Linked DNA regions of Mus musculus: regions 1, 3, 4 and 5 are each linked to region 2. Evidence: chromatin loops called from intact Hi-C (ENCODE). Cell type or tissue: heart. All regions are shown on one strand. Region 1 overlaps Gm41938 (a long non-coding RNA gene). Region 2 holds the start of Ptpn4 (protein tyrosine phosphatase, non-receptor type 4). Region 3 holds the start of Tmem177 (transmembrane protein 177). Region 4 holds the start of Tmem185b (transmembrane protein 185B). Region 5 holds the start of Dbi (diazepam binding inhibitor).

Region 1 (5,000 bases), 260 kb after region 2:
AAAGGGACGGGATTTTGCCATTCTTTCTCTTGCTTTCTTGTTCTTGTTCTTTTTCTTGCTTTCTTGCTCTCTCTTGCTTTCTTGTTCTTGTTCTTTTTCTTGCTTTCTTGTTCTTGTTCTTTTTCTCTCTCTTGCTCTTGCACTCTTGCTTTCTTGTTCTTTTTCTTGCTTTCTTGCTCTCTCTTGCTCTTGCTCTCTTGCACTCTTGCTCTCTTGCTCTCTTGCTCTCTGGCTCCTGAAGATGTAAGCAATAAAGCTTTGCCGCAGAAGATTCCGGTTTGTTGTGTTCTTCCTGGCCGGTCGCGAACGCGTCTAAGAAAGCTGGGCGTGGTGGCACACACCTTTAATCCCAGCACTCGGGAGGCAGAGGCAGGCGGATTTCTGAGTTTTGGCTATACAGAGCAACCCTGTCTTGAAAAAAAACAAAAACAAAAACCAACAACAACAACAAACAGAGGTTAAAATTTTATATTCATTCATCCTTTCACGAATCCACCTATCCACCCATCCATCCATCCACCCATCCATCCATCCATCCACTCATCCATCCATCCATCCATCCATCCACTCATCCATCCATCCATCCATCCACCCATCCATCAAACATATATTTCCTAGGGATCTAAGTCTGATGACTGAAGGTACAGGACTAGGTTGCTGTTTCCAAGGGCCTCAAGCTGGCTGGTTCCTTAAAGAGAAAGTGGTCTTCTTTGCTAATTGCACCTTGGTATGCAGATCTCAGTAATAGAAAAGTGTCCATGGGGGCGCATGTCAGCCACTGTAACTGCTGCAGTGGCCAGCTCTACCCTATGGGGGTGGGGGTGCGGAACCAGGCCACAAAATCCCACCAATTCCAAGCCACCCTAGAAAGCTCTATCCCCAAAGAAACCGTATCTAAAGTCTTCCTCCTGCTTAGTTCTTTGCTGCTTCTCAATGAGCAGAGGCAGCCATCCTCCTAGATTTCCCCTCCCAATAAGTCTCTTGTGTGAGGCTTGTTGTGTGGGGTGACTTTGTGGTATTCCTTGGCTTCTGACTGCCAGGATATCTTTCCCTTCAGAGCTGTAATATTTGCATTGAGAACATTTTCTCGCTCAGAACTGTAATACTCTTATGAGGGAAACTTTTACTCTCCGAGCTGACACACGTACATTGGGGATTTCTGGTTAGAGCTGAAAACTTTCCCCTCAGAGCTGTAACACCCACAGTGCTTGGGTAGGAGAAGGATCTTTGGATGAGGGACAGTTGGGGCCCGTCCTCAAGAATGTCAAAGCTTGGTGCAGAGTTGGGGTGGAGCAGAAGGAGGTGACCCAGAGAAACAGATTCTTTGGGTCTCCCATCAGCCAGGTGATGGAGTCTCAGATTAAGATTTTCCCTGAAAAGGGCCTGGAGAGATGGCTCAGTGGGTAAGAGCACTGACTGCTCTTCCGAAGGTCCTGAGTTCAAATCCCAGCAATCACATCGTGGCTCACAAACACCTGTAATGAGATCTGCTGTCCTCTTCTGGCACGTCTGAAGACAGCTACAGTCTACTTATGTATAATAATAAATAAATCTTTGGGCCTGAGAAAGCAGAGTTAATCGGAGTGAGCAGGGCTAATTGGAATGAGCAGAGATCCTAAAAATTCAATTCCCAACAACCACATGAAGGCTCACAACCATCTGCACAGCTACAGTGTACTAATATACATAAAATCAATCAATCAATCAATCAATCAATCTTTTTTTTAACGAAATTTTCCTGAAAAGCCAAGGACGCAGCAGGAATTTGTCCTCACAGCCCCTTTTTCAGCTGGTAAAAGAAGAGCTTCTGTACTTTAGCCTGGCTACAGGATTGAGCAAGTTCGAACTGCACAGGAATCTTTAGATGGTGTTGTAGTTCTCCATCTGACCTCCAGAGGGCGCGCCGGTGCTCCCTTTAAAAGTTTTTGTATTTATAATCAAAGAGGATAAAAGTTATTACAGACTCCCTTGAAAGTAAAGTTTCAATGGTTGTCTTCCTCTGGCTCCTGCTTTCTCTACTCTCACTGCCACAACCAGAGGGACTTTGGCTCACAGTTCCAGACGTTTCCATTCATAGTGATTTGATCCTGTTTCTTTTGGGGACACATCATAGCGGAGGAGAGGAAAGAGAGCTGAAGAGGAGAGAAGAGAAGAGGGGAATGGAGCTGGGAATCTCAATAGCCTCGTCAGAGGCACAGTCCCAAATGGCCTAATATCCTTCTGTGAGGTCCCAATCCCTAAGGCTCCACCGCTTCCTAATAGCGCCGTGTGTTGACCAAGCCTTCAACATGTTGTATATACATTTTATCCCTCAGATACAATGTGTATGCACATATAGCACTAATTAACGATTCACATGCTTAAGACAATGGGAAAGTGTGTCGATGTGCACTGATTGCTTTGAAAAGCATGAAAGTACCTTCAGCTTGCTGGAACGACAGCGGGACAGATAAGAGTTTGGTAGATGATGACACACCTGGGTTGAAAAGATAAGAATCCACGGAGTGGACACATGGCTGCTCACTGCAGAGTTACTACTACTTTTCTGGGCATTTGAAACATTTTATAATAAAACGGTCTCAATTAGGGCTGGGGACATGGCTCTGCTGGTGAAGTGTCTTGCCAGAGGACCTGAGTTGGAGCCTTCAGAGCCCATGTTAAGTTGTGTGTGAGCCTTGGGGGTAGGGTGCACACACCTTTAATCCCAGCACTCAGGAGGCAGATGCAAGTGGATCTCTGAGTTCAAGGCCAACCTGGTCTACAGAGCAAGTTCCAGGACAGCCAGGGCTCTCTAGAGACCCAAATTCTGTGAGTGTCACTGCAGTGGTGGTTCACGTTGGTAACCCCGGCTCACAAGGGGACCCCACTGATCAGAGACAAAGTGTGGAACAGCTGGAACAAGGCTTTATGCCCAGTTCCTCAGACCCCTTGTGGCTCTCCACTGGAGCATAGCTTCCTCTCCTCAGAGCTCTGAAGATGTTCCCAGATGACTCACAGTCTGCACACACGAGCCCTTCCAGTTCCTTTCTAAGCATCTGAGTCCTGAGTCCTGGTGGTGTGCCCTGAAGGCCTGCTTCCTCTAACACTGACCATTTATTTTGGTTCACTGACTGCCACATCCGGCCCTGAGTGGGTAGGAACGCCCACTCTCACCGGCCCCAGAGGGTGCTTGGTAACTCTCTCTCTCTTTCCCTTTCTCTCTCTCTCTCTCTCCACACACACACACACACACACACACACACACACACACTCTCTCTCTCTCTACACACACACACACACTCTCTTTCTCTCTCTCTCTCCATCTCTGCCTACACACACACACTCTCTCTCTCTTCACACACACACACACACACACACACACACACACACATACACACACACACACACACACACACACACACACACGATCTTGGGGATGGGAAAACATCTTGCTTGCTGCTCCTGGGCACAGTTAGACTTTGAGAGCAGGGCTGGACCCAAGAGTCTGAAGGGAGAGTCCTGAAGTCTAACAGGAAGGCGGCGTTCAGCTCTGAGGGAGAAGGATTGAGAGGGAGTCCATGAAGAAGGCCACTGTCAAACTTTTATTTTCACTGAAGTAGCAAAATATTAATCTTGTCTTCTACATTATGAAAATAAAACCATTCTTAAAATGATACTCAAGTGAGCAAAGACATGTTAACATTTAATACAGTAAAATTCAAAGTCATTATCACCCTCATCCTGAGTTGGAGGCCAGCCTGGGCTACGCCAGGCTCTGTCTCAAAACCCCAAACAAACAAGAAATCCATTTGCAATAATCCTGTTGTTTATTAACAACAACAACAACAACAATGATGACGACAACAAACAGGTCCCAGTCTAGAGTCCTCCTGACAGAAATGCTAAAGGTTGGCAAGGGCTTGAGCGGAGTTCTGTCCACAGCAGGCTGGAGCAAACACTATAAAACAACAGAGGGTCATTGCGAGGCTCTGAGCTGCCCAAGTGGCAAAGGTTGCTGCCACTGCTTTATTGCAACACAGATGGCAAGAACAGTGAGTTTCTACAACCAGGGAAGTGAAGGGTCACCGGAAGGGGCGGGGCACACAGACTACTCTTTATGGAGTCTTCATTCCTGGCTGTTGTGATGGAAACTGCACACACATTACCAGCCACCTTGCAAGACTCGTGAAATGCATCCTGTACCACAGACAGGAGATGACAGGAATCCACCTCATGGTGGTACAAGCAACCAGAAGTTCAGTGTGGTTATGTCAAAAGGGCAGTCTGATCGGAGCCTTTCTCATGAAGAATGTTGTGGGTCTCAGACAGCTTATATTTTCAAAAAAAAAAGGTGGCAGCAGGTCCCCTATCACATAGGCCTGTCCTATAATGTGACTTTGGCATTTCTCCAATCAAGGGTTGGGGAGTGTACTATAGAGGTACTTCTGCATTAAGAGTATTGGGAGATCTTCCAGAGGACCAGATTCAACTCCCAGCACCTACACGGCAGCTCACAAAACATCTGTAACTCTAGTTCTAGGGGTGCCCAATGCCCTCAGCTAGCCTCTGTGGGCACCAGGCATGCAGACATTTGACACACATACACGCAACCAAAACACACACGTAAAAAAATAAAACTAATTAAAAAAATTTTTGAAGCAGGAAATGGTGGCACAAGCTTGTAATCCTAGTGTGGGTGTGGTGACTAATTTTATGGCAACTTGATTCCAGCTATTGTCTCTTTGGAAGAGAGAAGGTCAGTTGAGAAAGTGCACCCATCAGATTGGCCTGTGGGCAAGCTATGGTACATTTTTCTTGATTAATGATGCTGTGGGAGGGCCCAACTCAGTGTGGCAATGCTGCCTATGGGCTGGTCGTCCTGGGTGAAATAAGAAAACAGGCTGAGCAAGCCAACAGGAGCAAGTCTGCCAGGAAGCAGCATCCCTCCACACTCTGCATATGTTTCTGACTCAAGCTCCTGGTTTCCCTTGGTGATAGATAGACTTATAAGCTGTGTGGTG
Region 2 (5,000 bases):
AAAAAAGGTGGCATGACTGATCGTATGAGTGAATAAAATGGTTCTAGACAGCTCATAAGCTTCTCCTTGTAAACTGGCTTTTTCTTTAAAAGAGTATTAAATTTGTAATCCTCAAATTCAAGATTTAAATAATATATCTAGGTTATAGTCTACTAGGTACTCTGAATAATTGTTTAAGGTCATCCCTCCCGTTTTGGAAAACAAGTTTTCCCCTTTGACACACTTATGTTTGTTCACAAACCCAGGGTTCTCAAAAGGCTGCCATATTTGCCCTTCCAGTCTTCTAGTCTGACTTTACAAGTCAGATACATTAGCTTTTCTTGTTTTTCCTCCACAGCCATCTTTTAAATGTGACCAAATAACTGTGTTATTTCATCTGGACCCAAGATCTGGTCACACACTCAGTATTTCTTGAATTGCTTATTCCAAAAGTTAGGTATGACTAGTCCTCCTGGAACAGGCAGTTTTTAAAACCCCCTACGTAGTCCTTGTCCACACTGATGTCACTCTGTGATGCAAAGCCAAACATAAAGTCTCTGACATAAGTTTCAGGGAAACATCGATATGGATTATCATTGAAACTGTAAATTGTTCCATTACTTTAGAAACCCCAGCAAATGCATCCATACATGCATTTAACTACCTACACACACACACACACACACACACACACACACACACACACACACACATCTAGCTTTTCTTGAATCTCTGATTGAACTGATTTCCAGAAATCGTCCTGGGACAATTGAGGTGTCTACGCTTTGGTAAGCACAGTTCCTGTCCACAAAGGATAATCATACGCTCCATTTTTCCTGTAAGTAACTATAAAACAAACATTGACACCGAAACAAAAATGTAAAGCCAGAAAGCCACAAATGACTGTGCTTAACATTTTACAAAACCCCACAAACACCGATCTGTTCTTGACTACATACTCACGCTGAATCTAAACATCATGAAGGTAGGGACGATTCCAAAGCAGCATGAAAAATCTAAGTTCAGATGTTCTACATCTCAACTTTTTGGGCCCAACTACTGATTCCTAAAAGCAAGTATAATACTAGCAAGTCACAAGAGACTTTCAAGTTCAATGGAAGATAGCGTGTGTTCCTACCGCGTGCGGAAAAAAAATAAAGATGCTTATATGAGTCAATTAACCTAACATTAACAATTAGAAAAAAGAATCCCACAAATGAAATACTGAAGATTCTCCAGCCTTACCTTGAGTTTAGGAACATTTCATCTCCGCATCTATTCCACCCCTTCTCCCGTGCACTCATCCCTAGCAGATTTCAACTATAAACCCCAGGAAGATTCGAGTGCTCCGACCCACTAAGAAAAGGGAAGTCGATCGGGTAGTCTGGCCGCCCGGCTCGGCGAGCTTCAGGTGCGCGCCCACGACCTGCAAAGGGGGCCCAAACAGGCCGAGCGAAGGACCGCCCCAAGCGCCTCTCTTACCTTCGTTATCACAGCCGCGTCCTCCCGGCTGGAGAAAGGGGGGGGGGGGGGGGAATCCAAATACAAAAAGGCAGGAGGCCCCGGGCTCGCGGCCGGGTGAAAGAAGCGCGTGGTCCGCGTCGAGGTGCTCGCCCTCAGCGTCCCGAGAACAGCCGCCGCCACAGCGGCCGCGCCACGGCCGCGGGCCGCCTGCACCCCGTCATCCTGCGGGGCTGCGGCGGGGCTGGCGTGCGCGGGGAGGCGCGCGCTCGCACCTCGCGGCGAGATGAGCTAATCCCTTCACACGCGCCCCGAAAGTGCCGCGGTCCCCGCAAGCTGCGGGCCGAAGTCAAGTCTCTTTCAAGTCCCGGAGCCCCGATTTCTGACAGCTCCCGGGAGTCTTAAAAGAACAATGTCGCGTCCGCGGAGCAGGGAAGCGCGCGCGGCGTGAAGCGGCGGGTGACTCCAGGGAGGCGGCTCTGTGTGAGAGTGCAAAGGAGAGCCTCGGTCACCCTCCTCCTCCTTCTCCTCCTCCTCTCCTTCCTCCTCCTCCCTCGCCTCCACCGCCTCCTCCGTCTCCTCCTCCTCTCTCAAGCACACCCCGTCTCCGAGGCCGCAGCATAGCAACCGAACATGGCGGCTGCGCAGCCCCCGACCAGTCAGAGCCCCGGAACGGCGGCCTCGGCAACAGGAGGCGGTCTCGCGAGAGGTGAAGCCACGCCCTCTGCTCCGCCTCCTTCCCGCCTCCTACCCGGTTTCGGAGCGCGGGCGCCTGCCTAGAAGCACTGGTACTCACAGGTGCGAGAGAGACGGGATTTAGCGGGTTGGGAGGGGAGGGCGTGGCTCTGTGTCCACACCCCATCGCCAGGCAGCGATTGGTTCCTTGACTGTCAGTTCTGCCCCTCCTCCCTCTTCTAAGATGTACTTACTGACGGACTCTAGGGACACAAAAGAGGGGCAATAGCACAGAGTGGGGAAACTCGACCTCCTGGCATCAGGTTGTCCCAACTAAGTGCTAATAGAGGGTATAGGCTTTGAAGTGCAGTTTTCAATCAGTTCTCCTAAACATAAGGCCCTTGAAAACAAAGCCTAAGCAAAAGACGTTTCATGGATAAAACAAAGGATAGGTGCTTTCTGTGTGCAAGGAACACTGCTTTTTAAATCAAAGTCGTTCAATCATTTTAAGAATGAGGGTTGGTATTATCATGCCATGACCTTGAGGAGGGTATACCCTTAATATTTTCTGGGTAATACAAACTTGATGATGATAGAACATTCCTATAGAATAGGTGACCTCAACTAGGATCAAATGAAGGAAGGGTAAGTTGGGAGGACCCTCACATTTCCTCTTTGCTTGTTTTTCGTTTTTGTTTGTTTGTTTGTTTGTTTTACATTTCTTTATTTTGTATACACCTAAAATATGTGTGTCCATCTGTCTGTGTGTCTGTCTGTCTATCAGAGGACAAGGTTTGAGAGTTGGTAATCCTATGTGGGTCGCAAGGATTGAGCCAGACTTGGCAGCCAATTCCTTTCCTTTATCCTTTGACCCACCTCAAAAGTCCTTGACGTTTTTACCCACTTGGGGGTGGGGGGGGTGCCCTTTTCTGTGGCCAGGGTTCTTGTTAGATCTTAATCTCAATCTCTGTCACTAGAGACCTTATTTATAAAAAATGTTTTTCCTGGTGGTAGTGATGAATGCCTTTAATTCTGCCATTTGGGAGGCAGGGGAAGGTGGATTTCTGTGAGTTCCAGGCCAACTTGATATACAGAGCAAGTTCCAGGACAGCCAAGGCTAGACAGAGAAGCCTTGTCTTGAAAAACCAAAATAGATAAATAGATAGATATATAAATAGTTGGTTTGTTCAAAGGCCTCAGGAGAGAGCACTTGCCCAGTATATGTACAAGGTCCTCAGTGCCCAACACCCACATGCTACAAAGCTGCTTTTCTCCATGTTGACAAAATGATTTTACCGATAAGGAAAATCTGTTCAAAACTGTGGAAGACAATAATTTAAATTAATTTCTTCTCATTCTCATTCTGCTCCTACTCTTTCTTGTCCAGCTGGTGATGGACACTTGACCACATAGGAGGCTGAGGCAGGAGGATTAAGAGTTCAAGAACATCCTTAACTACACAGAAAGTCTCAGGCCAGCCTGTGCTCCATGATACCCTGTCTCAGAACCCAAGTGAGACAGGACAGCTCCAGGCGGTGCTCACTCGTTCTTCCCTAAGTCTGTATTCTTTCCTCCAGCTCTCCGTTTTGAAATCCTTTGTTTGTGGCATTGCTAAAATGCTTCTTATCTCACCTGGGTCAGCATTCATTCGTCCTTGAACAAAAGTTCAAAGAGAATTCGCCAGAGTCAAGCACCAAGTAATGATTTCTTCCTTCTGCAACACAGATGGCTCTAGGTTTAAACATCCCTTTAGTGCTTTTCACAATGTTCGTCTTACTACACAATCCTCAGCCCTGTGTGGGTATTGCTGATAGTCCGTGATTTGATCACTGCTATTACCTAAGGCAAAGCCTCTTAGTCATCTCTGCAGCCCTCAGAATGCCTGAGGACATTGCCTAGCAGGGGGAAATAAAGGCAGGGAAAGAACAAAACCTTTGAATCACAGGTGAGTAGGGTTTCAAGAAAATACCTGAAGTAGAGTCTGGCAAGAAAAGTCAGTCAGTAAACGTCTTGCTGAGCAAGCACAAGGACCTGTGTTCGGATTCCCCAGAGCACATGTAAAAAGCCAGGCATGGTGAGCCATTCACAGCTGTGCCACCATCAGCCCTGACTCTACCTCAAGACTGTCACTACTAATCATCACTAATGCCCAAAAGACATCCCCTGCCTGCTGGTCATTCTCTATTTTCTCCTCCCCAGTCCTTTACCAAGTCATAATCTATTTCCTGTCTCTATGTGTTGGCCTACTCTGCATATTTCACGTAAACAGAGTAACTTCCCAAACAGAGCCTTCATAGTGGAAATCACGGAGATGGGCCCTTTAACGTACCAGCATTCACTGTCATCCCTAGAAAATTCTATGTTCATCTTACACCTACCTTCCTGCATCCCTGAAAAAGAAGGAGCAAGGAATTGTCTAAGAGAGGAAGTGGAGGGGGACGGTTGCTTTACAGGCTGTGTGGCTCAGATAGTAGGATGCTTGCTTTAAGTGCGTCAAACCCTGGGTTAAATCTTTAGGAGAGCATAAGACCCCACATAATGACCCATGTGTGAAATTCTAGCACTCAAGACATTGAAGCAGGAGGATCAGAAATTCAAAGAAGTGATTCTCACTACGTGATGAGTTTGAGACTCTCAAAAAAAAAAAAAAAAAAAACTTTAGACCATGCCACATCTTCATATTTGCTCAATGAAGAATGAACTGGGAAATATGTTCATGCTTCTCAAATTTCTTTTTAAAGATTTATTTACTTATTTATTTTATGTATATGAGTACACTGTAGCTGTACTGATGGTTGTGAGCCATTATGTGGTTGCTGGGAGTTTTTAATTCAGGACCTCTGTTCACTCCAGTCAAGTTCACTCCTTCTGATCCCTGACCTAAA
Region 3 (5,000 bases), 75 kb after region 2:
CAAGTTAAAGGCAGTTCGCAAGCTCATGGGGCCTCCGTAGAGCCCCAGGGCATGCTTGGCACCCACACTTATTGCCCATGTTCCTGCTAGGCAAGCTGGGGCTGGCAGGGTCTGTAGGGCAGCCACACCACTCTCCAGGTATACCACCTCCTTGGCCAAGGCAAACTTCTGGGCATTATGAGACATGGTCAGGGCATCTCTCAGCCTGGTGCCTGCTGGGCTTTGCCAATCCACTCTTTGCCCATGTATGATCACAGAGTGTTCAATGTTGGTCACAGGGCCACCCAGGAAGATGGCAGGGATTCCCACCACAGCCCCAGCAGGCAACCGTGGGAATCCAGCACTCACAGGCTGAAAAGTGAAGGCGGTAAAAGGCTTGTAGCAGTGACCCGAAGGGACACCTATGTCCTTTAGCACCTCTTGGAAGAGGCTCCACAGATGAGGGGAAAGAGGAGCTGGTTGGCCCTGAGGCCAGTACTGGTAGAGCCACTGGACTATGGGATCTGGGAAGAGGTGAAATGAGATTTGAACCCCAAACAGGCCTGCACAGGAACCCACCAATAGGCTTGTTCTGTGTCTCTGTATAAAGGCTGCAGCCCTCCACAGAGGACCAGCCATGAGTACTGCCTCTGCTGATAGACTGGCCAAGAAGAAGAGAAGTCAGCCGATGGTTCTGTCAGGTTGTGGGCTAAACAACCTCCGGGGCCACAATGTTCCTAACTGAAGTGACACTGCATTGTGGCTGAGAGTACGGGTTCCATCCAGAGTCCGACACCTCAGGCTTCACAGAATCAGCTTTCCCATTGGCAGCCAGGTGTAGAGCAACTGTGATGGGTAAATACAGAGAGGACATTTCAGTGTCTCACAGTGGTGGACATCCTCTGGCAATGGCTGTATTGCCATGGCTAGACACAGCACTAAGTATTCGACAGCCTCTCTCCAACCACCACTCATCCTAGAGTGACTCTCTAACTGACTTAGGATTCACATGTTTAATCACCTACTGTATGCTAGACACAGTTCTGAGAGCACTGCGTATACAGCTGTCCCTCAGTGGCTACAAGGGTTTACTTCCAGGATCCCCACAGATACCAAAAATCAAAGACCATCAGTTGCTTTATATAAATAGCATAGCATTTGCATATGAGCTCTCATAAAATATATATATATATATACCCACCTCTCACATACTTTAAGTTATCTCCATACTACTTATAATACCCACTACAACACAAGACTACATATAGAGCTAGACTACGACTAAAATGTCTGCCTGCTCAGCAGACACAGTTTTGCTTGCATATTTTCAGTTCTTGGCTGATTGAATATGCATGGACACAGACAGCCAACTGTACTAGGAAATACATGTAACACTAATAAACACAGGGAATATTTAAACGCACACATTTATACATAAATACTATATGTGCATATCCTTAGAGGATTAGATTCAAGATACAAACATTCCAAGATCCTCACATGCTCATCTCTTACAAAAAGGCTTAGTATTTGTTATTACAGAACCTATTACAATGCAAACACTACATTTGTAATTTGTGATGCTATATTGCTTAGGAATTAAAGGCCAGAAAATAAAGCCATGTTCAGTACAGATACAAATTTTCCTTCCAAAACATTTTTTGATATGTAGCTGGTGGTATCACCAAATATAGAGTCTGAGGACACAGAGAATTCACTGGATTCAGTCAGTCTAAGAAAAAAAAAATCATACTTCAGAGCCCATACCACAACAGTTTATTTCCAGCTGTGAAAAGGGATGCAGCTGGACAGGTTTATTGGCCAAAACCACAAGTGGCAGTGTCACATGCTGCCTAGTGTCCCTACTTCCACCAAGCTCCCATGGTTGAGCCACATTTCCATTATCTTACGAGGTGGCTGTATTTGGAGCTTCGGCCTATCATTGAAATAGAAACGGAAGGTTCGTGGGATAGCAATACTCAGATCTCACTGCTTTCGAGCTCAGATCCGGACACATACAGAAAAAATACCACATGAAGATCCAGGGGTAAGATGGCCATTTGTTAGCCTTGCTGAAATACCCAGGGAGCCTAGCTTGGCCACACCTGAGTCTTGGACCTCCAGCTCTGGAACTAAGAAAAAATAAACTCCTGTTGTTCAGGTCATTCCTCATGAGACACTTTTCTTGGCAGGCTAACCACTGATAGCAAAGGTTCGGTATTTGATCACGGGCCGTTAGAGATTCATAGCAAGCTGTTCACCTTAAAAATGTTATCTATTATATATACACAAACAGACCAAACAGACCATCCACCTCACTCATTAGCAAAGTTAATATTGTTTTTAAAGTTAATTGGTGGTGGTTTTTTTTTTGAGACAAAGTCTCACAGGCGCACTTTTGAATATTCTGGGCACCTTATTTCGTCTGTGATTATGTCACTATGACTGTTATTTCTCTTTGGATGAAATTTCACTTTATTCCTATCTCCGCGAAGCGTTTGATTAGCAATGTACTACTGTAAACAAAACGTAGGGTTCTGTATCACTCATTTAACTCATTCTTTCCAAGAGGAAACTGAGGCTAGAAAAGACAGGGTCCTTGGAAGGGAACAAAAAAAAAAACAAAAAACAAAAACAAAAACAACCTCTCCCGGGTCGGCCTCTGAGTCTCGCAGTTGGCCTAGAAGCAGGTGTAGGCTCTGGCTTTAGAAGAGCTCTCAATGTGATTCCGCCCTGACACATACCGGGCTGCTTCCAACAACCGGAACATGACTGAACCCGGAAGCTGGACATAAGAGAACTCACAGCCAAGAGGAGAGCTTACCTCGGTAGCAACCTTAGAACACGCCGCTCCCGCGCCGGACTGAGCAGGCGCAAAGCACGCCGGTCTGGGGGCCTTTGTGGGCGGGGCCTTTGTGGGCGGAACGGGCGTTGTGGGCGGGGCTTGGAGCAGCGCTTCTGTTCTGGTCCTGAGGTCTGCTCTCTAAGGTCTTATTCAGGGCGAGGTGGAGCAGTTTGAGGACTTTGTTATCCAATTCAGCCGTGTCGCGGCGCCCTTCGGAGCCAAGATAGAGACCTGCTGGCCCGGATTTCTGTAGCGCCGAATAGGTATCTGTGCAGTACGCTGGGAGGAGAGCTAAGCTTAATGAGAAAAGCGAGGACAGAAAGGTCTGGAATTGCTGCCAGTGACCGCTGCATTCCGAAGGTCAAGTGACCTTGTGAGACCAGCAAGAATTGTGGTCTAAAGCCGGGTGTGGTGGCACACGCCTTTAATTCCAGCACTCCGGAGGCAGAGGCAGGCGGATTTCTGAGTTTGAGGCCAGCCTGGTCTACAAAGTGAGTTCCAGGACAGCCAGGGCTATACAGAGAAACCCTGTCTCGAAAAACAAAACAAAACAATACAAGAAAAGAAGTGTGGTGTAGACCATATTAGAGTTAAGTAATAAGTACTTACTAGAAGGCACACCCAACAAATGGTAGATGCGTGGATACACAAATGTGCGCTCATTCATTTATAGGTGAACTTGGATGTTGCTCCTCAGGAGACAGCTGACCCGTTTTTGGAGATAGGGTTATCTCACTGGCATCTGGGGTTCAGCAATTAAGGTAGCCAGCCTGATCAAGTGAGCCCCAGGGGTCTGCCTGCTTCTGTCTCCCCAGGGCTGGGATTACAATCATACACCATTAACAGCCAGGTTTTTGGTTTTGTTTGTTTTTATGTGGCTGCTGAGGACTGAGCTCAAGTCTGCATGCTTTTGTGGCAGTCACTTTACCACTTCAGCCATCTCATTAATAGTCTGAGGAGTTTTCTAAAAAAACAGTGCCCAGGGGCTTTGGGTGTTAAAATAATACTCACCATTGCTAGTGTTTTCATTACTATTCAGTAGGTTAGAGCTATCTCATATCTTTAAGCATAAAGTCTGTTTACAAATATTACCTTAATACATCCAGGAATTTCTGTATAAAGATATTATTCTACTTGGTTTATAGTCAACTTTCAATTAATCCACACACCTTACAGATTATCTTCCTTATTTATATCTCACAATTTCCTTTTTTGTTTTGAAAATCAAATTTCCTGAGACATCTCAAACCACACTTTGGGTGAACTTAGTTGATGTTTTGGTTTGGTTTGGTTTGGTTTTTAAGATATGATTTCTCTATGTAGCTGTGGCTGTCCTGGAACTCATTCTGTAGACCAGTCTGACCTCAAACTCAGAGGTCCACCTGCCTCTACATCCTGGGTGCTGGGATTAAAGGCCCACACCACAGCCACCACCAGCCACCACCCCCTCCCCAGCTTAGTTGGTCCTTTAAAACACACTTACCCCCAGTATTACTCAGATTCTCCAGGGAACGAGAACCTGGAGTGTGAGAGTATGTGCGAAGAAGTTTAATAAAAAGCATTGGTTCCATGGCCATGGGGGCCCGGATCTTTAACCCCAACACTTGGGAGGCAGAGACAGGCAGATCTCAATAGTCCATACAACTAAGAAGGCCAAAGACCCAAGCTCTACTCTCAGATAGTTGAACAGCCAGGATTGCTTACGGCCTAGCACTGGTCAAACCCTGAAGCCCCCAGAGCAAGAGGATCAATGCAAAAGTTCTGACCTGAGTCTTAATCCAGAGCCAGGAAAACACCAATGCCCCAGGCTGAGTGCTTTGCTTTTTCAGCATTAAGAACTGAACTCCTGGGTCTCGGTGAAGCTCTTACCACCCTTAGCTATGGCCCGGGGGAGGGAGAGAGCTCTTCCTTAGACCAGACTGTTGTTGTGGTCATGTTAGGCATGATGTTAGCTGTGGAAGGGACTAACAAACAGCCCATCAATATGAGGTATGTGGAACAATGGATGGCCAGTTAAGTCCGAGAAACAGGGTGTAAAGATTATGGTGGTCATTGACTAGCTGGTGGTCCAGATATCAAGACTACTGTGCTCTTTGTTGCATCTCTACAGTAAGGGGTAAAGTCGGAGCCATAACAGCAGCTGTGACTCCTGGCCAGATGCATTGGACTGGTCAAT
Region 4 (5,000 bases), 310 kb before region 2:
TATGTGGCCGCCCTGCTGCTCTGTGTGTGTGTGTGGGGGGGGGAGGGTGGAGGGGTGGGGAGGGCTGCTGCTCAGTCTGTGTGTGTGTGGGGGGGGGGCGGAGCTGATGCTCAGTCCTGGGATGAGGGTGGGGGTGCTGCTCAGTTGGGTGGGTGGGGCAGGGCTGATGCTCAGTCCAGGCGGGCACAGTCACTTCAGCCTCACTAGTACTTTTGTTTCCTCACAGGCCTGCGTGGGCATGAGGCTGATAGATGACAAGGTCAGAGCAGCAGGACTGCTGGAAGCCCTAGGACAGTGGCACCTGTCCTTGTGGGAGGCGGCATCTAATTGATGCAGAGATAGCCGGTGACAATGGCCACTACAGCTGGGATCCCAGCACCAGGTTCTTATACACGACTCTCTTTGTCTGCACTTTGAGGAGGTTATCGTTTCTGTCTCAGATAGGACAGGACAGCCTTGGTAGCTTGCTACAGCATTGGGCCTCCTCCACCTCCACAATACGTAGAAAGGATGTGGGAGCTGGACCCTGCTGTTGTAGGCAGAGATGGGACTGTGCTCTGTTTAGGGACAGGAGCTGACAGAAAGAACCAGATGGACCATGGCTTCTCTGTGACATAGTAGATACGACTAAACTATATGGATCTGAAAAGGAACTTCCCAGGTTTGCAGTATTAGCTCAGAGCACGTTCAGCAAGGGCTGAGGCCTTGGAAAGATCCAGGCTTGAGCCAAAGGCTGGAAATGTGGCCAGGTGTCACCTGGAGTGGGGGTTGGGAAGAAGGCTCCATGCTGAAAGAATTTGTCCAGTGGAGTTTGAGGACCTGAGGGCAAATCCCAAGCAGTCACATCTGAAGCGGCTTCCGGTAAGTCCCGTGCTGGAGGACAGGGTGGGGGGACGTGGACGCTGGAGCTTGTTGGCCAACCTATGTCCAGGCCAGGAGAGATTTTGTTTCAAGGGACTAAGGTGAAGATTGGCAGATCAGGACTCCTGACACTCTCTGTCCCCTATAAACACACATCCTCTCCCCCAACACAAGGGGTCAGCAGGGGACTAGGTGAGTTCAGGAGAAACTCAGGTTAGACCGAGGGCTGAGACTGAGGCTGCCCAACACGGGTGGTGAGAGGAGGACACTATGTCAGGCCACATCTCAGGGGCTCCCCAAACTTTACAATACACTACTTCCTGTTCTCTGGGCTCAGTCTCCCAAAGCCACGCACCCTCAGAATAGGGAGGCCCATGTTGGTGGCCAGGGGTGCTACACCCCACACACTCCAGCACAGGAGCTATTTTAACATTCAGTTTGTATGCTAGCTTCAGGGTAGCTGTGCTGGGAAGAACGGCTCAGTGGATGAAGTACTTATCTAGCTGCCCCGCAGTCTGAGGAGCAGTTTGGTCTTCAACTTTGGTACAGAATCCATACAAAGCTAGACAGGCATGATAGCTCTCTACAATCCAGTCCTTCGGAAGCAGAGAAGAGATCCCCTGGGCAAACTGGTTGACACCTGATGTGAATTTCAAGCCTCTATGTGCATCTGCACACACACACACACACACACACACACACACACTTGAATGTGCAAACACATGCACACCACACACACACAAAGACCCTTTTCTACGGCAGCATTCTTTTTAAACGGTAGGAGCACCAAAAAAGCCAAGAAACTAAACTGATGCCCAGTAGGGGCCATCACTCCAATCGGCTCTGTAGAAACAGAGGGCCTGGACACTGGTTCACCTGTTGCAATTTCTGGGCTTGGGGGGCACTCTGCCGTCTGGCACTAATCTCCAGCAACCCTTATGCAACTCCTTGGTGCCCATCATGAATGAGGAAAGCCTGGGGCTTAGCAGCTGTCCCCACTTTTCTCTGGAAGGGCTGAAAGAAGAGGCAGTAGCGTCCGTGAAGGTTCTCTGCTTCCCCCTGGGAGCCCTATACTCCAACTGCAGAGATTGGCAGCCATCCATTTCCACCCCCTCATTTTCCTCTAATGGCCTAAGACTTTCATGCATTTTTATCCCACTTCAGGGAACCTGAAGGGCGAGGCCCCGGGGCTGAAAAGCAAGGACTAGCAACCAGGGCTCTGCTGAGCAAGGGTCAGAGAAGGGAGGAAAGAACCCTTTAGTTCTGCCCAGCAGGTCAGAAAAAAATAGTATCTAAACCACAAACCCATTGCAGCTTATCAGAGAGGGGGTGGGTTGGGATGGATTTGCTTCCCTTTTCAGCCGGTGGCTGGCAGGGTCTGGGGTACAACCAAAATTTCTTGACCCTTGCACCTTTTCCTAACATAGTTCTAAAAGAATCAGACTCATGCAGTGTCTGATAAATGAAAATGAGACTCAAGGTTGGGAGCCCTAAATCCAAGCCCTAATTCTGCCGCTAACCAGGCCTTCTCTGGGTCCAGTTTCTTCACTTGCTCCCTCAGGGAGCTGTTTCTGGCCTGGTGGGGCACCCTCCCAGGTACCCCTCCACCAGGTGACAAAGGGCAGAAGAGTATTGGTAAGCACCTAGGCGCTCCGCACCACCTTTTAGGGGCAGCCTGAGAATCGCTAGTGGCTCTGTGGAGTTTTGCCCTGGGCAGAGCCCTAACCCGTTGACTGCCTGCACCCCCCCCCCCCCCCGGCCTTCGCGCCGAACCCAGGGTCAAAGCCACTGCTCCTCGCGCGTCCTTCCATCCGTGCTGGGCAGTCACAGTTACCGGCGCGCTCTCAGACTCCCTTCGCTCGCCCGCCACCCGCCTTTGCCCGTGCACCCCCAGGCTCCGGGGCCAGACAACGCGCTGCTCTTGCCCTCCCCACTCGGAAAGACCCCAAACCCCTGCGGGGACCGGCTCGCCCTGCCCTCCGCCCAGCTCTGCTCCCACCGCTCTCCGACCCCGCCCCGTCCCGGGCCCCGCCCCCGAGCCTGCCGGGAGGATGTGAGCTCACTCCCTCCTCCATGTTCCGGCCTCCTCCAGGAAGCGTCCTCCGAAGGTCTCGGCCAGCTCACAGGCAGCGGGTCTGCGGGTCGCCGAGTCCGCAGCGCGCCAGGTCCCATCCGACTCCGCACGCAACGCGGCGTCGGCCTCGTGGCTGCGAAATGAAGGCAGACGGCGTGAGCATCCACTGAAGCCTGAGCTACGGGGTTGGGGCAGTGTCCCCGGCGTAGGCACCGTACCGTTCGCGGCCAGCGCACGCTGTGCCCTCGGCTCGCTTCCGGCCGGGCCACGTGACTGCTCGCACGTGTTCCGGCCCCTCGGAGCTGCGGTCTGGAGCCTCTAACACGCAGCGGGCGGATGCCCATCTAGAGGCAGTACAGCCTTCGCCATGAACCCCAGGGGCCTGTTCCAGGACTTCAACCCCAGTAAGTTCCTCATTTATGCCTGCTTGCTACTCTTCTCCGTGCTGCTGCCCCTGCGCCTGGACGGCATCATCCAGTGGAGCTACTGGGCAGTCTTCGCCCCCATCTGGCTGTGGAAGCTCCTGGTCATCGTGGGCGCCTCGGTGGGTGCGGGCGTGTGGGCCCGCAACCCACGCTACCGTACAGAGGGGGAAGCCTGCGTGGAATTCAAAGCCATGCTTATCGCCGTGGGCATCCACCTGCTACTACTCATGTTTGAGATACTAGTCTGCGACAGGGTGGAGAGGGGCACCCACTTTTGGCTGCTGGTCTTCATGCCACTCTTCTTCGTTTCCCCTGTGTCCGTGGCCGCCTGTGTCTGGGGCTTCCGACACGACAGGTCTTTGGAACTGGAGATCCTGTGCTCTGTCAACATCCTGCAGTTCATCTTCATCGCCCTGAGGCTGGACAGGATTATCCACTGGCCGTGGCTAGTGGTGTTCGTGCCCCTGTGGATCCTCATGTCATTCCTCTGCCTGGTAGTTCTCTATTACATCGTGTGGTCCCTCCTATTCCTGCGGTCCCTGGATGTGGTTGCAGAGCAGCGAAGAACACATGTGACCATGGCCATCAGCTGGATCACCATTGTCGTGCCCCTGCTCATTTTTGAGGTCCTGCTAGTTCACAGACTGGATGACCACAATACGTTCTCTTACATTTCCATTTTCATCCCGCTTTGGCTCTCATTACTGACTTTGATGGCTACAACGTTCAGGCGGAAAGGGGGCAATCATTGGTGGTTTGGGATTCGCAGGGATTTCTGTCAGTTTCTACTAGAAGTTTTTCCGTTTTTAAGAGAATATGGAAATATCTCTTACGATCTCCATCACGAAGACAGTGAAGATGCTGAAGACGCATCGGTGTCAGAAGCTCCGAAAATTGCTCCAATGTTTGGAAAGAAGGCGCGGGTAGTTATAACACAGAGCCCTGGGAAATATGTGCCTCCACCTCCCAAGTTAAACATTGATATGCCAGACTAAACTCACAGGCTGGGCCTTTCAGTGAAATAAGAACCATATACCCTTGAATTCCACTTTGCTTTTTTCTTGTGTTCATCCAGTCCTGGAATTGGAAACAGGTCCCCCTCATTTTACATCCACACTGAGACAGAAGTCTCTTGCAGTGGTCATTGTGTGCCGTAGGCAGAAGGGGGAAACTGTAGGACTGTGGGATGTGTACATAATGTGCAAGAGAACTTGCTTTCCAGGCCCACATCTTGTGAGCTAGCCAAAGGTGGTAAATCGAATTGTTTCTAGGCCTTCAAAAGACCTGAAAACTACATAGCTGTTTGTTTTAAAGTGCTACTTATGCCTACCAAAAGTATTGTTTAAAAAGTATTTTTATACACTGCTAGTCTAAAATTGTATTTTAGATTGCACCCATTGTGACAAAATGGCAAATGTACCAAATTGTCCCCTCCCACTGTTCCCTAAACCTCATTGTTGGTGTTTCTAGTGCTCCTACTGTTCAAATAGTTGTTTTCTGTGGGCTTTGCGGACACAGGTCTCTAGTATTCTAATAGATGAATTTTCTAATGGAGTGAATCTGCATATATTAGTATTTATATGAATGTTTTAGCAGTGTTATCTGTGTTGATTGTAGTTCTTGGCAGTAATGTATTGTGT
Region 5 (5,000 bases), 280 kb after region 2:
TCTAATTCAGAAGCCGCTTGCCCCCTGTGGCCACTGAGCCCTTGAAACACAGCTTGCATAGCTACAGACTGGCCTTTTGGCATTACTTAGGTTTAGCTGTTTTCAGCTAAAACCCATATAACCACTTGTGGCTAGTCTTTGTTGTATTGAACCAGTACAGCAAAAAACAAACAAACAAACAAGCCGGTTCCCTGACCAGGCAAGGGTGGATTCCAAGCTAGTCTACTGATGCTTATATTCCAGCAAGTACCAATAGCGTGGCTAGAGGCCAGGCTCTGGGAAAATACTATCTAGCAGAAAGCATCCACAGCTCTCTGTTCCCTTCCCACTGGCTTCTCCTTCCTGGATGTTTATAAGCCCTCAAATCTCTGACCTGCTTGGCTAGCCACTCCAGCTCCAGTGGAATTGGAGGCCATGCTTGGTGGGTGACTGAGGCATACATTTTCTTCTATGCTGTCATGAGTCCTTGCTGGAACACACTGTGTTGCTATCTCAGGCTATAGCCACTGCTCAAGGCACAGAAAAGACAGTATCATAGACTAAGGTAACCCACAGCATAGTTTCAAAAGCTATACCAAGGGGCTGGAGAGACAGGCCAGCCAGTAAAGTACGAGGGTGTGAGTTTGACTCCCGGAACCCATGTGGGAGGGAAACAAATATAAGGCCACGCAGCAGCCTGTGCTTATAACAGTGCTGGAGAGGCAGAGACAGGCTGGCCCATCAACCTACAATACTTGGCAAAAAAGAAAAATCTGCCCAAGATTTTTGGATAGGGAGAAAAGTCACCTGGATAGGGCAGACTTGGGCCAGCAGCACTTCTGCCTTGCCCCAGGGTACCAGATATGATGTATCTGCTCATCTATTCGGCTTGGGAAAGAGGCCAAGCACTCCATGACCCTGTTCATCTGATGGAAACGGGAGGCTCGAGAAAGCGACTGCTGAGCAACAAGGCTGGAGCCTTTGCTGCCTTCAGAGTAGATGCTGAGATAATCAGTAAAGTCCTTGTAAACCCACACTGACTCTGCTCCCAGAGTCACTAAGAGTTTAGGGAGATGGTCTTTGCAGGTGACAATCTCTCAGCTTAAGGTCTCCATACCAATGTTCTGTCATCACAGCCTGCCTCTGGCAGTCGGAAGGCGAAGTTCTCAGACTCCCGGGCTGCCGAGCCAACTTGGCCCGCTCTGATGAGAAGCTGGGCATACCTGTATTTACATCGCCCACAGTAGCTTGTTTGAAGTGACTGTAGATGAACAGCATCTCTTCATCAGTTGGCTGAGTCTTGAGGCGCTTCACCTCCTCAGCGGCTTTGTCAAATTCAGCCTAAGAGTGAGGGAGAGGGAGAGGAACGAGATGTAGGTTGCCTGAGTGGGAGAGGCCCAGGGATGCCTCCCATATTCCCTCTTCTTGCCAGGATTCCCTAAGGCCCACCTGTCCACTCAAGCAGTTACAGCACTGTGTCAAGTGCTGGGAATAGTTTTGGCTCACAGTGGAAGTGCACGCCCTTGAAAATTTTCTTGCCCAACTAACTGCCTGGGCCACCACTGGCCCAGATCCAACAATTGCTGGGGTTCCAGTAAAGCCCGACCTATGATCAGCGGAGATTGACTGGGCAGTAAGGGGAAACGTGGTGTGATCAAAACAGTCGATCAGAGTTCAGGAGAGGAATGCGGTGGAATCCAGTGTCTGGAGCCAGCTGGTCCCTTCCTACAGGGGCCTGGAGTTCAGCGTTGACCTCTGTCCCAGTGCCCAGATTAGGGAGAGGCAAGTGGGAGGAGTCAGAGATCGCCCTACAGGGCTCAGTCCTCGGTAGTGGTCTCCACTGGAGGGAAGGAAAAGGCTTCTGGACCACCTCACCTACTCACATCTCTTCTGTACAGGGGCAGGCCAGGCACAAGACTAAATACCTTCCCCGACCTCCAGGCTCTTCAGCCAGGGCCTGTATGAGTGCCCCTCTATTCCATTCGGTTCTTCCCAGTGTGGGATTCAATCTTCCCTGTCCTTCCTTCCCTCTTACGCCCCATCTTTCTTTCGAGGACCCTGTTCCTGCTTCACCCAGGAGTTCAGCCCACCGGCAACTCTCTGGCAGTTCCGGCGTGGGTGGCAGTTTTACATATCTGCAAGGGAAAAAGTTCCGCTCCCCAGGCTATGAGCTGGGCTCGGATCCCAGAAGAGCTGCGGGATATCTGAGGAAATAGACCCGGCTGTCCCCAAACCCACAGCATCTTCGCAGCCCGGCGGGGCACACGCAGTACCTGAGACATACTGGTGAGGTGATACGGATGCCGAAAGCGCGGGAGCAAGCTCAGAAGCAGCAGCAATCAAGTCACAGAGCGCACCAGCTAGCGCCTTTAAAAGCACAACCCCGGCGTTCCAACTGAGCTCGGGCGAGCGGCAGCAGCCAATCAGAAGTCGGATCTGCTTTCGGGGGCGTGTCCATCCTAGCGGAGCGCTCCAACCCTTCCCGGACCCAAGAGGGAGTTTATTGCGCACGCGCGGGGAGGAGCCGCGGGGCACGTTGGGAGCAGGTGGGACGCGTTTCGTTTTTTTTTTTTTTTCCGTGGGGGAAGGGACGGACGGGACATTCTCCGTCAGGGCAGTTGGGCAGGAGCTAGCAGGCACTGAGAACGCGTGAAATGGGGTGCTGCGGGAGGAGAGCAGAAATCAGTATGATTCTTTCCCTTTAACTCTCATGCGGATTGGAAAGAGGCCGGAAGTTGCATCGCTGGTTGAGTAAATTATCCGACTAGAAAATGGGATGCCCCGACCCCTTTCGGAAAATCCAGGGAAGAATCCCCGGTGCACAGCGCAATGGTGGCCCGCTGGACCAAGTCCATATCTAGGCCTTTTCTTCTGAACTTCTGGCATATTCTTTGACATTGCCCATACTTGTCGGTCCTGCACCCCTAACGCAGTCTTGTGTTCCATCAGTGCTTTATAAAGGCGGAGACAATGTGATATAACAAACTTGCACAAGAAGAGGTGCCCATCGAGCCTTGGTTAAGTGAATAACTTTTCAAATGGTTTTTAAACACGTGACCTGATGCTTGCCGACTCCTAGACCTTGGACACGCAGCAGAGGACAAACAGACGAATCTTTGCTACTTTGCAGCGTCTTATAGTGGGTTCATAGTTGATTTAGTTTAAAAAGTAAAGAGTTGGAAGTTATAACTGATGTGTGTGGAGAGGGGTTGGGGAGAAGATGCTGTTTGAGCGAGTCCTGCAAGTCGGAAGGAGCATTCTAGCAGAAGCAGGAGTAAGCAGGAGTTACTGTGGACACTGAGGTCTTTGAATTCTTAGTCTCATTAGTGAAATAATTTAAAACTGATTCGGAAGGAAGCTTGAGGACAATTATATTAAAAGTTTGAGGTAAAAAACCCACAGGACAGACAAGCTGAAAATGTTGACATCCACTGGGGAGAGGAGACTGGGGAAAAGTTTTGCCTTTTTTTTTTTTTTTTTTTTTTTTGGTTTTTCAAGACAGGGGTTCTCTGTATAGCTCTGGCTGGTCTCGAACTCAGAAATCCGCCTGCCTCTGCCTAAGTTATGCCTTTTAAGCTAGACACGGAGGTCAGAGAAATTGAGAAAACCCAGAGTGTTAGGGAGAACATGCTTAGGAGTGCACAGCAGGTTCAGAGGGTTGAGTTTAGACGGCATTCAAATCCAAGAATATGTGTCCCGGGACAAAAGACTACAGCGGGGCAATGAGGAAGTACAACTAAGTAAAACACGACAGAGCTGCAGAAGTAAGAACGAAGTAAGCTGAATAGGTGATGGCAGAGGTTGTTCATTTTGGGCATGCAGGCAGTCATTCTGATGGAGTCATGGGGTGGGGAGGGGACTTTTCAACAGAGGTGATGGTGCTATAGGGGCCTTGGCTCCATGGGAGAAGGAGGAAGGGCGACAGCACAAGTGGGCGGGAGGATTTAGAGGGCTGAAAGAACTTTCTGGCAATGGATACAAAGGTGAAAGAGAGGGGTGATAGAAAATTCTCTGGAGGTCATTACAAAAGGGAGATAGTCTCTTCTCACTTCCTAATGTGTGGCCAGAGGCCTGGGCCACAGTTTGCCACCCTGTCTACCTGCCCCCTCATCACAGCTGTAGTGGTTTGCAAAGGCAGGGCTAGGGCTGCTGCTCGGTGCTGGAGAGAGTCTGTCTGCCTAGTATATGTGAGATCCTGGGTTCCATTCCCAGCCCCGCAAAAGTAGAAAACTTAAGTCCGAGCCTTCAGATGTCACCAGCAGCTTCGGTCATGTTTTGTGGAGTGTTTGGGAAGGAGAACTTTAATTGCAGGGAACACAGGTAGATTTGTTAGTTTGTAAGTCACTTTGCTTAGAAAGCAAAAGTAACAAAAATGTTGGAGGTGAGTTTGGAGAAATTGCCTGTGAAGTATAAAAAATGTCGATGTTTTCTTTGTCACTTCTGAAAGAGGAAGTGACTCCACAGAGCTTTGACTGGACTCCCATGCGGTCAGTGGATCCGTGGGCATGTTGCCGTTATCTGTATGTAGTCTGTATGTATGTAGTATGCCAGTCTGTATGTAGTTCCAGGTTGAGTTGTTGGTTGCTTGTAGGAATATAACTCACTTTATTAATTCCAGGTAGTGGTTCCAGATGAGGGTACAAAAATTATTTCAAGGAGGTGAGGGACATGCTGAAGGGTGTGGACCCTTGGGAGCTAAGCTCTCTTGAGCCAGAGGGGACAAAAGAAGGTATCCTTGTAGAGTTTCCCAGGCACCGTGTCAGAGAGCCTGAGGCCATGCTTCTCAGCACACCTTGTGCCTCCTTCCCTTGCTGCTCAGCAACTCTTTGTTGGTGTCTCAGCTATGGGAACGTCACTGCTAAGCCTGCCCTTCGTGCTTCTTCCCCAGGGAGCTAGGATGGCATTTGGAGGCCTTAGAAAAACTTGGTCTATTATTCCTTGAGTGCCTTCCATTTGTTTTGGAGACAGTGACTCCGTTGTCCTCGAACTTACCAAGTAAGCAGGCTAGACTGTCTGGGCCG

What was found. Hi-C counts contacts between places; a loop is a spot of excess contacts. Peaks named below come from ENCODE experiments on the same cell type or tissue, not always from the same donor. Only the 100,000 strongest peaks of a DNase experiment are listed, where the experiment ranks them.
Region 1: it touches region 2 in a loop (2.0-fold over the local background); 3 of 42 quality-filtered maps call a loop at or near these places.
Region 3: a loop joins it to region 2, with 8 times the contacts of the local background. A loop is called at or near these places in 10 of 42 quality-filtered maps.
Region 4: it touches region 2 in a loop (2.1-fold over the local background); 2 of 42 quality-filtered maps call a loop at or near these places.
Region 5: it touches region 2 in a loop (3-fold over the local background); 3 of 42 quality-filtered maps call a loop at or near these places.

What each region holds. Positions count from the first base shown.
Region 1 is chr1:120,096,650-120,101,649 of GRCm38, forward strand. The region is part of intron 1 of Gm41938 (a long non-coding RNA gene); the gene reads left to right. Among named protein-coding and RNA genes, the nearest start is that of Gm41938, 9.0 kb to the left of the region's middle. In heart, CTCF peaks have their summits at 1,899 (motif pointing right) and 2,105; a DNase peak (open chromatin) is centred at 3,032.
Region 2 is chr1:119,835,441-119,840,440 of GRCm38, forward strand. It overlaps Ptpn4 (protein tyrosine phosphatase, non-receptor type 4), which reads right to left and starts at 1,631. Exons shown (of 27, transcript NM_019933.2): 1 at 1,462-1,631. In heart, no CTCF peak of the experiment used is centred here; DNase peaks (open chromatin) are centred at 1,421 and 2,131; H3K4me3 peaks cover 2,766 bases; H3K27ac peaks cover 1,643 bases.
Region 3 is chr1:119,910,330-119,915,329 of GRCm38, forward strand. Tmem177 (transmembrane protein 177) reads right to left here and starts at 2,854. Exons shown (of 2, transcript NM_175106.4): 1 at 2,804-2,854; 2 at 1-825. The coding sequence starts at 618. All of the region lies in intron 2 of Gm28209 (a long non-coding RNA gene), which reads left to right. In heart, no CTCF peak of the experiment used is centred here; a DNase peak (open chromatin) is centred at 2,892; H3K4me3 peaks cover 1,562 bases; H3K27ac peaks cover 1,274 bases.
Region 4 is chr1:119,523,209-119,528,208 of GRCm38, forward strand. Tmem185b (transmembrane protein 185B) reads left to right here and starts at 2,946. Exons shown (of 1, transcript NM_146103.2): 1 at 2,946-5,000. The coding sequence starts at 3,303. The coding sequence ends at 4,355. In heart, a CTCF peak has its summit at 1,917; DNase peaks (open chromatin) are centred at 1,953 and 2,903; H3K4me3 peaks cover 2,183 bases; H3K27ac peaks cover 1,963 bases.
Region 5 is chr1:120,118,693-120,123,692 of GRCm38, forward strand. Dbi (diazepam binding inhibitor) reads right to left here and starts at 2,404. Exons shown (of 4, transcript NM_007830.4): 1 at 2,253-2,404; 2 at 1,203-1,320. The coding sequence starts at 2,261. It overlaps 3110009E18Rik (RIKEN cDNA 3110009E18 gene), which reads left to right and starts at 2,495. Exons shown (of 6, transcript NM_028439.2): 1 at 2,495-2,525. In heart, a CTCF peak has its summit at 2,762; DNase peaks (open chromatin) are centred at 1,659 and 2,429; H3K4me3 peaks cover 2,465 bases; H3K27ac peaks cover 3,337 bases.